Linked DNA regions of Homo sapiens: regions 1 and 2 are each linked to region 3. A link is a contact called in ENCODE Hi-C data. All regions are on one chromosome and are shown on one strand. Each heading gives the region's core, a stretch centred on a gene start or an enhancer-like site at or near the end of the contact. The rest is flanking DNA. Distances are from core to core; before and after follow the strand shown.

The links. A loop is a pair of places that touch in the nucleus more often than their neighbours do. Pooled maps may share reads with other maps.
Region 1: a map of CD8-positive, alpha-beta T cell shows a loop between it and region 3 (9-fold over the local background). The contact joins the enhancer-like site here to the promoter of PPP2R3B in region 3. A Hi-C loop is called at or near these places in 1 of 168 maps with a recorded cell type or tissue (CD8-positive, alpha-beta T cell), 2 of 37 single-sample maps with no recorded cell type and 7 of 50 pooled maps.
Region 2: a pooled map shows a loop between it and region 3 (15-fold over the local background). The contact joins the enhancer-like site here to the promoter of PPP2R3B in region 3. A Hi-C loop is called at or near these places in 10 of 37 single-sample maps with no recorded cell type and 5 of 50 pooled maps.

The regions. Positions count from the first base shown.
Region 1 is chrX:1,238,218-1,241,835 of GRCh38, reverse strand. No RefSeq gene overlaps it. Among named protein-coding and RNA genes, the nearest start is that of CRLF2, 27 kb to the right of the region's middle. Within about 2 kb of position 2,000, at least 4 of the 41 ENCODE cell types and tissues checked have a DNase peak (open chromatin) inside an H3K27ac peak, as active enhancers do.
Region 2 is chrX:1,024,183-1,027,714 of GRCh38, reverse strand. No RefSeq gene overlaps it. Among named protein-coding and RNA genes, the nearest start is that of CRLF2, 190 kb to the left of the region's middle. Within about 2 kb of position 1,259, at least 4 of the 41 ENCODE cell types and tissues checked have a DNase peak (open chromatin) inside an H3K27ac peak, as active enhancers do.
Region 3 is chrX:384,918-388,249 of GRCh38, reverse strand. It overlaps PPP2R3B (protein phosphatase 2 regulatory subunit B''beta), which reads left to right and starts at 1,343. Exons shown (of 13, transcript NM_013239.5): 1 at 1,343-1,882. The coding sequence starts at 1,559.

The DNA of each region.
Region 1 (3,618 bases), core at 751-3,250, 850 kb before region 3:
GATTCTCCTGCCCCAGCCTCCCTAATAGCTGGGATGACAGGCATGCGTCACCACGCTTGGCTAATTTTATTTATTTATTATTATTTTTAAAATATATTTTTCTAAGACAGAGTGTTGCTCTGTCACCCAGGCTGGAGTGCAGGAGTGCAATGGCGTGATCTGGGCTCACTGCAACCTCTGTCTCCTGGGTTCAAGCGATTCTCCTGCCTCAGCCTCCCGAGTAGCTGGGATGACAGGTGCCCGCCACCACGCCTGGCTAATTTTTGTATTTTTAGTAGAGACGGGGTTTCACCGTGTTAGCCAGGCTGGTCTCAAACTCCTGACCTCAAGTGATCCGCCTGTCTTGGCCTCCCAAACTGTCGGGATTACGGGCATGAGACACCGCGCCCGGCCCACAGTTCCAGGAAAAAATGCAGGAGAGAAAATGTGATGAGGTTACTGCATTTCTGATCGTCACCCCATGGATGGTCTTCACCCCAAATCTCCATCCCTCAGAGAGAGACCCCCACTCACCCCAAATCTCCATCCCTCAGAGAGAGACCAACACTCACCCCAAATCTCCATCCCTCAGAGAGACCCCCATTCACCCCAAATCTCTATCCCTCAGGGACCCCCCCACTTACCCCAAATCTCCATCCCTCAGAGAGAGACCCCACTCACCCCAAATCTCTATCCCTCACAGAGACCCCCGCTCACCCCAAATCTCCATCCCTCAGAGAGAGACCCCACTCACCCCAAATCTCTATCCCTCACAGAGACCCCCGCTCACCCCAAATCTCCATCCCTCAGAGAGACCCCCATTCACCCCAAATCTCTATCCCTCAGGGACCCCCCCACTTACCCCAAATCTCCATCCCTCAGAGAGATCCACACTCACCCCAAATCTCCATCCCTCAGAGAGAGACCCCACTCACCCCAAATCTCTATCGCTCACAGAGACCCCTGCTCACCCCAAATCTCCATCCCTCAGAGAGAGACCCCCCACTCACCCCAAATCACCCCTCCTGCAGAGGCCTTCACTCACCCCAAATCTCCACCATGCTCCAGAGACCCCACTCAGCCGGCGAACTCCGCGAGGCTGGGGCCGTGATCCTCTGGGATGGGGCCGTGGCCGACTGTTCAGTGGTCCTAGGCAATTCAGGGATCTTTATGGATGTCTTGTCTTGTCTTTTCTTTTTCTTTTCTTTTTTTTTTGAGATGGAGTCTCGCTTTGTCACCAGGCTGGAGTGCAGTGGTGTAATCTTGGCTCACTGTAACCTCCACCTTCCAGGTTCAAGCGATTCTTCTGCCTCAGCCTCCCGAGTAGCTGGGATTACAGGCACATGCCAGCACGCCCGGCTGATTTTTGTATTTTTAGTAGAGATGGGGTTTCACTGTGTTGGTCAGGCTGGTCTCGAACTCCTGACCTCAGGTGATCCACCCGCCTCGGCCTCCCAACGTGCTGGGATGACAGGCGTGAGCCACTTCTCCCGGCCTAATTTTTGTATTTTTAATAGAGACAGGTTTTTGCCATGTTGTCCAGCTGGTCTCAAACTCCTGACCTCAGGCTGAGGTGATCCACCCGCCTCAGCCTCCTAGAGTGCTGGGATTACAGGTGTGAGCCACTGTGCCCGGCCTAATTTTTGTATTTTTAATAGACACAGGTTTTTGCCATGTTGGTCAGGCTGGTCTCAAACTCCTGACCTTAGGTGATCCACCCGCCTCGGCCTCCCAAAGTGCTGGGATCACAGGTGTGACTCACCGCGCCTGGCCAGAGTTTGGCTCTTTTTTTTCTTGACAACACCCAGCACCAGAGGACGGGTCTGGAGGCTTCCCTGTCGTATCCGTGCGTCAGCGCCGTGGGTGGGTGGGAATATTCCTAGAAGATACTGCTATCATCATGGGAGGCCAGACCGCAGTGAGCCAGGCCTGGCCGTGACGTTGGAACCCACGGGCAGATCCCTCAAAGACCACATGCAAATCAACTGCAGGTCAACTTCCCTGTCTCAGCTCCCCAGAACCCCACCTCTGCCCCGGGGCCGCCCGGCATACGGGGAACTTAGGCAGAGGGGAAGTGGGAGTGGAGAGAAACCGCAGCTAAATGGAGCCGAAATGTCTCATTTTGGCAAATTTTCCAAAGCCCGGGATCCTCTGAAGTTACGCCCTTCCCAGACCGCAAGACGAGCCGGCCTCCTGGTTAATTCACCTGTCTCTTACTTTTGTGTTTTTTTAATTTTTTTTAATTAATTTATGTTTATTTTTATTTTTTGAGACAGAGTCTCACTCTGTCGCCCAGGCTGGAGTGCAGTGGTGCGATCTCAGCTCACTGCAACCTCCGCCTCCCGGGTTTAGCCATTCTCTTGCCTCAGCCTCCCGAGTAGCTGGGACTACAGGTGCCCGCCACCACGCCCGGCTAATTTTTTGTATTTTTAGTAGAGACGGGGTTTCACTATGTTGGCCAGGCTGGTCTCGAACTCCTGACTTCGTGATCCACCCTCCTCGGCCTCCCAAAGTGCTGGGATGACAGGCGTGAGCCACTGCGCCCGACCGAATATTTTTTTTTTATGTTTGAGGATGAGTGGGTTTTTCATTGCAATGACAGGTCTCAGTACATTTATTTTATTTATTTATTTATTCATTTATTTTAATTTTGTTTTGAGACAGAGCTCTCTGTTGCCCAGGCTGCAGTACAACGGTGTGATCTCGGCTCACTGCAACCTCTGCCTCCGGGGTTCAAGCGATTGTCCTGTCTCAGCCTCCCGAGTAGCTGGGATTACAGGCGTGCACCACCACGCCCAGTTCATTTTGTATTTTTAGTAGAGACGGGGTTTCACCAGGTTGATCCGGCTGGTCTCCAACTCCCGACCTCAGGGGATCAGCCCACCTTGGCCTCCCTAAGTGCTGGGATTACAGGCATGAGCCACCGTGCCCGGCCTTTATTTTATTTATTATTTTATTTTTTGGAGACAGAGTCTCGCTCTGTCGCCCAGGCTGGAGTGCAATGACGTGATCTCGGCTCACTGCAACTTCCACCTCCCTGGTTCAAGCGATTCTCCTGCCTCAGCCTCCCGAGTAGCTGGGATGACAGGCGCCCACCACTACGCCCAGCTAATTTTTGTATTTTTAGTAGAGACGGGGTTTCTCCAGGTTGGTCAGGCTGGTCTCTAACTCCCAACCTCAGGTGATCCACCCGCCTCGGCCTCACTAAATGCTGGGATGACAGGCATGAGCCACCGCACCCGGCCTGTTTTATTTTATTTTTTGAGATGGAGTTTCAGTCTTGTCATCCAGGCTGGAGTGCAGTGGTGTGATCTCGGCTCACTGCAACCTCCATCTCCTGGGTTCAAGTGATTCTCCTGTCTCAGCCTCCCAAGCAGCTGGGATTACAGGCACCTGCCACCACGCCTGGTTAATTTTTTTTATTGTTTTCTTTTGAGGCAGAGTCTAACTCTGTTACCCAGGCTGGAGTGCAGTGGTATGATCTTGGCTCACTGCAACCTCTGCCTCCGGGTTCAAGAGATTCTCCTGTCTCAGCCTCCTGGATAGCTGGGATTACAGGCACCCGCCACCACACCCGGCTAATTTTTGTATTTTTAGTAGAGATGGGGTTTCACCATGTTGACCAGGCTGGTCTTGAAC
Region 2 (3,532 bases), core at 10-2,509, 640 kb before region 3:
AGAGAAATAGAAAAGAAAGAGAAAGAAGAAAGAAAAAGAAAAGAGAAAGAAAGAGAAAGAAAAGAGAAAGAAGAAATAAGAGAGGGAGAAAGAAAAAAGAAGAAAGAAGAGAGGGAGAAAGAAAGAGAAAGAAAAGGAAGCAAGAAAAAGACAGGAGAGAAAGAAAGAAAGAAAGAAAGAAAAGGCAAATTCCGCAAAACAACAGTAGGCCATAACAGCCTTCCCGTGGGACTTAGGCACAGTGAGAGGGCGTGGGGCGTCCCGGACAGGGTATGGGTTTGTGGGGAAAACGTTTTCTATGACACAAGCCACAAGATGTGCGACACACACAACAGAATAGTCTTCAGCCTGGAAAAGCAAGATGAACCCGGGGGACGTGATGTTGAGGGAAATAAGCCAGGCTCAGACGGACAAATACCGCGTGATCTCACCTCTACGTGGAATGTAAAAAAGTCTAACCCGAGGCAGGTGGATCATGAGGTCAGGCGTTCGAGACCAGCCTGGCCAACATGGCGAAACCCTGTCTCTACTAAAAATAGAAAAATTAGCCGGATGTGGTGGCAGGTGCCTGTCATCCCAGCTACTCGGGAGGCTGAGGCAGGAGAATCGCTTGAACCCGGGAGGCGGAGGTTGCAGTGAGCTGAGATTGTGCCACTGCTCCCCAGCCTGGTGACGGAGTAAGACTCTGTCTAAAAAGAAAGGAAAAAAAGAAAAGAAAAGAAAAGAGAGGAGAGGACAGGGGAGGAGAGGGGAGGAGAGGGGAGGGGAGAGGAGAGGGAGGAGGAGGAGGAGGGGGAGGTGGAGGAGGACGAAGAAGAAGAAGAAAAAAAAGGGGGAAACCGTTGGTAAAATGATACAAAGTTTCAGTTTGACAGAAAGGATGCATTCTAGTGACAGAAGAAAACATTGTAGCCCAGCATGGTGGCAACAGTTAATAGATAATGTATAATTCAAAACTGATAAAAGAACAGATTTTACATGTTTTCACTAAAAAAAGATTAAGCACTTGAAGTGACAGATACGTGAATTAACCTGATGTAATTATTCCACAATGATACATCTATCAAAACGTCATGTTGTGCGCCTTAAAAATATGCAAGTATTGTTTGCCAATTTTATGTAAAGTAAAAAGTTTTTTAAAACACACATAAAACATCTTTGTTCCTGAGCCGGAGTTGTCTGAAACGGTGACTTCTTTTTCTGTATGCCTTTCACCACAGGAAGGAAACCACGAAACCAGTTCCCATTTTAGAATTCAGTAGTGAAGTACAAAGGAAAAAAGTTGAAAAGGGGGATTTTTTGTGTGTGTGTTTGAGATGGAGTCCCACTCTTGTTGCCCGGGCTGGAGGGCAGTGGTGCGATCTTGGCTCACTGCAACCGCCGCCTCCTGGGTTCAAGTGATTCTCCTGTCTCAGCCTCCTGAGTAGCTGGGATGACAGGCGTGCACCACTGTGCCCAGGTAATTTTTGTATTTTTAGTAGAGACGGGGTTTCGCCATGTTGTCCAGGCTGGTCTCAAACTCCTGATCTCAGGTGATCCACCCGCCTCGGCCTCCCAAAGTCCTGGTATTACAGGTGTGAGCCACCGCACCCAGCCAGGGGATGCATTTTTTAAATTTTTTTAAAAATGTAATTTTAATTTAATTTTAGTATTATTATTTTTTGAGATGGAGTCTCGCTGTTTCGCCCAGGCCGGAGTGCAGTGGCGCGATCTCGGCTCACTGCAAGCTCAGCCTCCCTGGTTCACGTCATTCTCCTGCCTCAGCCTCCCGAGTAGCTGGGACTACAGGCGCCCGCCACCACGCCCGGCTAATTTTTTGGATTTTTTTAATAGTGACGGGTTTTCACCATGTTAGCCAGGACGGTCTTCATCTCCTGACCTCGTGATCCCCCTCCCTCAGCCTCCCAAAGTGCTGGGATTACACGCGTGAGCCAATTTTTATTATTTTTGGAGACAGAGTATCACTCTGTCGCCCAGGCTGGAAGGCAATGGCACGATCTCGGCTCACTGCAATGTGTCTCCCGGGGTCAACAGATTCTCCTGCAGTCAGCCTGCTGAGTAGCTGGGATTACACGTGTGAGCCACCGTGCCCAGCCTTGCGAAATGCATTTTCTATACAGCTGCATGACAGCAAACATGATACAGAGAGAAGATCCTTTAGCAGATGTTTGGCAAGAAAAGAGAGGAATTCCACCTAATTCAAAGAAATCAGCCAAGCCTGGCACACACAGCACGTCTCCAGGACACACAGCACGTCTCCAGGACACACAGCTTCCCAATCTTTGTTTTTCTCTACACCCTTCAACTTTCACCCTTGCAAACTCTTTTTTTTAAATTTTATTATTATTATACTTTAAGTTTCAGGGTACATGTGCACAACATGCAGGCTTGTTACATATGTATACATGTGCCATGCTGGTTTGCTGCACCCATGAACTCGTCATTTAACATTAGGTATATCTCCTAATGCTCTCCCTCCCCCCTCCCCCCACCCCACAACAGTCCCCGGTGTGTGATGTTCCCCTTCCTGTGTCCATGTGTTCTCATTGTTCAACTCCCACCTGTGAGTGAGAACATGCATTATTTGTTTTTTTCTCCTTGTAATAGTTTGCTGAGAATGATGGTTTCCAGTTTCATCCATGTCCCTACAAAGGACATGAACTCATCATTTTTTATGGCTGCATAGTATTCCACGGTATATGTGTGCCACATTTTCTCAATCCAGTCTATCATTGTTGGACATTTGGGTTGGTTCCAAGTCTTTGCTATTGTGAATAGTGCCACAATAAACATACGTGCGCATGTGTGTTTATAGCAGCATGATTTATAGTCATTTTGGTATATACCCAGTAATGGGATGGCTGGGTCAAATGGTATTTCTAGTTCTAGATCCCTGAGGAATCGCCACACTGACTTCCACAATGGTTGAGCTAGTTTACAGTCCCACCAACACTGTAAAAGTGTTCCTATTTCTCCACATCCTCTCCAGCACCTGTTGTTTCCTGACTTTTTAATGATCGCCATTCTAACTGGTGTGAGATGGTGTCTCATTGTGATTTTGATTTGCATTTCTTTGATGGCCCGTGAAGATGAGCATTTTTTCATGTGTTTTTTGGCTGCATAAACTCTTAAACGTGTGAGTCGCTTCTCTTTGTACAGAAAACCTTCCTCTTCACCAGCCTTTTCCAAACAGCTCTCTTCATTTACTGGCAACATCCAATTCCGTATTTGTCGTGGGTAATCCGTGCATTTCACCGGGGACCATCTTTCCCCCCTAGAACGCTGGTTGTCTTTCTAAAACAGCCTTTCCTTCTGGCATCAGAACCGGTTTTTAAAACATTAATTTCCAATGTTTGCCTTGGGAGAATGTCTTTTGATCACCACGGCAAATTTCTGCCTGGCAGGCCGAAGTTATCACAGGTGCGGGATATTATTGACCTAATATTGACATGGTTATTAGGCTGAGTAATATCCTCACCAAGTCAGCCTCGGAAAAGACACAGATCGCGGTATTAGAACCCGGGGTGCAGTT
Region 3 (3,332 bases), core at 94-2,593:
CAACTCAAAAAAAAAATAAAACTAAAAAAAGAGTTATTTTTTTTTTTTTTGAGACAAAGTCTGGCTCTGTCGCCCAGGCTGGAGTGCAATGGTGTGATCTCAGCTCACTGCAACCTCCACCTCCTGGGTTCAAGCAATTCTCCCGCCACAGCCTCCCGAGTAGCTGGGACTACAGGCACACGCTACTATGCCCGGCTAATTTTTCTATTTTTAGTAGAGATGGTGGGGGCGGTTTCACTATGCTGGCCAGGCTGGTCTCGAACTCCTGACTTCGTGATCTGCCCGCTTCAGCCTCCCAAAGTGCCGGGATTACAGACTTGAGCCACCGCGCCCGGCCAAGGGTTACTTATTGAGTCTGGCTCGATTTATGCAGCTCAGAAGTAGGAGAACCTGGCTCATAAAAGACCTTGAAATTACTCTCTAACAGGGTGCAACACCAGGTGAAACCCTATTTTGATAAAAAATGAATAAAAAGCGGGGCAAGATGTAAAGGAAACAGGTGCATGTGTGCCAGACAGATGATAATGCAGTGTTTTTATGGATACTGTTAAAAGCAGAAACAAAAACGACCATTGGGTAAAGTTATTTAACTAATGTCACCTCCCTGGACGTGGATGATTTTTGCAATTTTCAACGCACTTCACGCTCATCCCTGAACACCAACGTTTAAAGGGGTCCAACTCCTCCAACCTGTCTCTACTGTTTGATAAGCAAAGCTAAAGTAAACGGGGCCCTTTGGGTCCCAGGTAGCCCGCTGTTATTGAAAAGTTTGATCTTTTCCTCGCGCGCTCCCGTAGGACGCACGCTCGCTCCCGAGCTCGGCGGGCGCGCACCCCGCATGCTCGCTCGTTCCCGGTGCCTCCCACTGCGCAGGCGCACTCCCGTCCTCCAGCCCCACCCGCTCACACACCTCCCAGCCTCTGGCTTGCGCCCCGCGGGCAGCCATTGCGCACGCTCACCCGACCGGCCTCCCGAACTCCGCTCCTCCACCGCTATGCACGGCGCATGCTCCATGCGGAGGTTCCACCCTCTCCTCGCTCTGGCAGGCACGCATTGCGCATGCTCGCATTTCCGCAGCTCTAGGACTGCCACGCCGCCATGGGCCGCGCCTCTAAAAATCCTAAACGCAGAAAGAGCTCGGGCGGTACGGCCGCCACAGCCCCTCCCTCGTCCTCACCGCAGCCGCTCGGCCCCACCAAAGCCTCCTGCAAAAGCTCCGAGGGCCGCGGGGCGCGCGTGGCTAGCGGCGGCGTCGCCTCGTGATGACATCGTCGCGATGACGCGACGCAGTGACGTGAACGCGGGCGCCCTTGTTTGGGAGCGCGGCCGGCGCGCCCGTTTTGAAGCTGCCCTGAGCAGCGCGGGCCGGACCGCGCCCCCTCCTCGGTCCCCGCGCCCCGCGAGTCCGCGCAGTTCCCGAGGCGCGGGCCCTGTTCCCTGCGCCGCGCCCCCTCAGCGGGCCGTGCTCGCATCACCGAGGTCGGTCCGGGGCGGACCGAAGCCCCCGGGGCGGGGCGGGGCGCGGGCGTCCGGGGGCGCCGCGGGCCCAGCCCCCGCCATGCCGCCCGGCAAAGTGCTGCAGCCGGTCCTGAAGATGAAGGTGGACGAGCTGTTCCTGTACTGGCTCAGCGAGGCCAGCACGCAGCGGATGCTGCAGGACTGCCTGCGCCGGATCAAGGCGCCCGGGCGGGACCAGCCGACCCCGGGGGACGGGGAGCAGCCCGGGGCCTGGCCCACAGCCCCGCTCGCCGCCCCCCGGCCCAGCGGGCTCGAACCCCCGGGAACCCCCGGGCCGGGCCCTGCGCTGCCCCTGGGCGCCGCCTCCAGCCCCAGGAACGCGCCCCACGTTCGAGGCACCCGTAGATCCGCAGGGACGAGAGTAGTAAGTTACTCTTCCTTCTGCTAACAACTGCGCAGGTGGCTCTGGTCGCATAGTGGGCGTGTGGCTGCGCGATGGAGGCTGGTGGGCGAGCGTCAGACCCCAAAACGGTTTCATATTGAGTCTGTTCCCCGCCCCGACCCCCCCCACCACACACATACAGACAAGAAAGTCCCACGTACTGAACATTCCGTCATTGACAGTTGTTAACCTAAAAATCACACAATTTATAAAGGTAGAAAGGCTTCCTATTTTATTTTATTTTATTATTTTAATTTGTTTTAATTTTGAGACAGAGTTTTGCTCTGTTGCCCAGGCTGGAGTACGATGGCGCGATCTTGGCTCACTGCAACCTCTGCCTCCCAGGTTCAAGCGATTCTCCTGCCTCAGGCTCCCGAGGAGCTGGGACTTACAGGCACGTGCCACCACGCCTGGCTGATGTTGTATTTTTAGTAGAGACTGGGTTTCCCCCATGTGGGCCAGGCTGGTCTCGAACTCCTGACCTCAAGTGATCCTCCCGCCTTGGCCTCCCAAAGTGCTGGGATTTCAGACGTGAGTCACTGCGCCTGGTCCGTTTTTTATTTATTTTACAATTCTTTGGAGACAGGGTCTTGCTCTGTCTCCTAGGCTGGAGTGCAGTGGCGCAAACACAGTTGGACTTCCTGCCTCAGCCTCCCCAGTAGCTGGGATTACAGGCGTGCACCATCACGCCAGGCTAATTTTTGTTTATTTATTTATTTATTTATTTTTGCAGAGACGAGGTCTTGCTATGTTACCTAGAGTGCTCTGGAATTCCTGGGTCCAAGCAATCCTCCCGCTTCGGCCTCCCAAAATCCCACTGTATTTCTTAGAAGAAACGCCATTTATTTCATAGAAGGTGATTATACACCGCAGGTGAGAAGCGCAGCCTCTGGCTAATGTACCTGTAATCTCAGCTACCCGGGAGGCTGAGGCAGGAGAATCACTGGAACCCAGGAGGCAGAGGCTGCACTCCAGCCTGGGCACCAGAGCAAGACTCCATCTCAAAAAAAAAAAAAAAAAAAAAAAAAAGAAAACTAAAAACAAGCACTTGGAGGGAAGAAAAGATGAGACGGGAATTTATGCTGAGTGGGTTGGCCAAGTGTATATATTCAAGAAGTTATAGGAAGAGCTATGGATATTCACCAAGGGTGTCCTGACGCATGGGTATTGAACAAACATGCATGTTACCTACTCCCGAGTTCACCTTGGAGCGGAGACTTAACATTTAAATGCATTATGGTTAGGCCCCCTAGGTCAAAAGGTGAAGCAACTCTGCAGCCTCTGTCAACCGGCCAGAACCAGTCCGTGGTGAGTAGTTACCAGGATAAAGTGATTGCAATCAGTTTTTTTTTTTTTTTTTTTTTTTTGAGACAGATTCTCACTCTCACCCAGGCTGAGATGCAATGGTGCAATCTCAGCTCACTGCAACCTC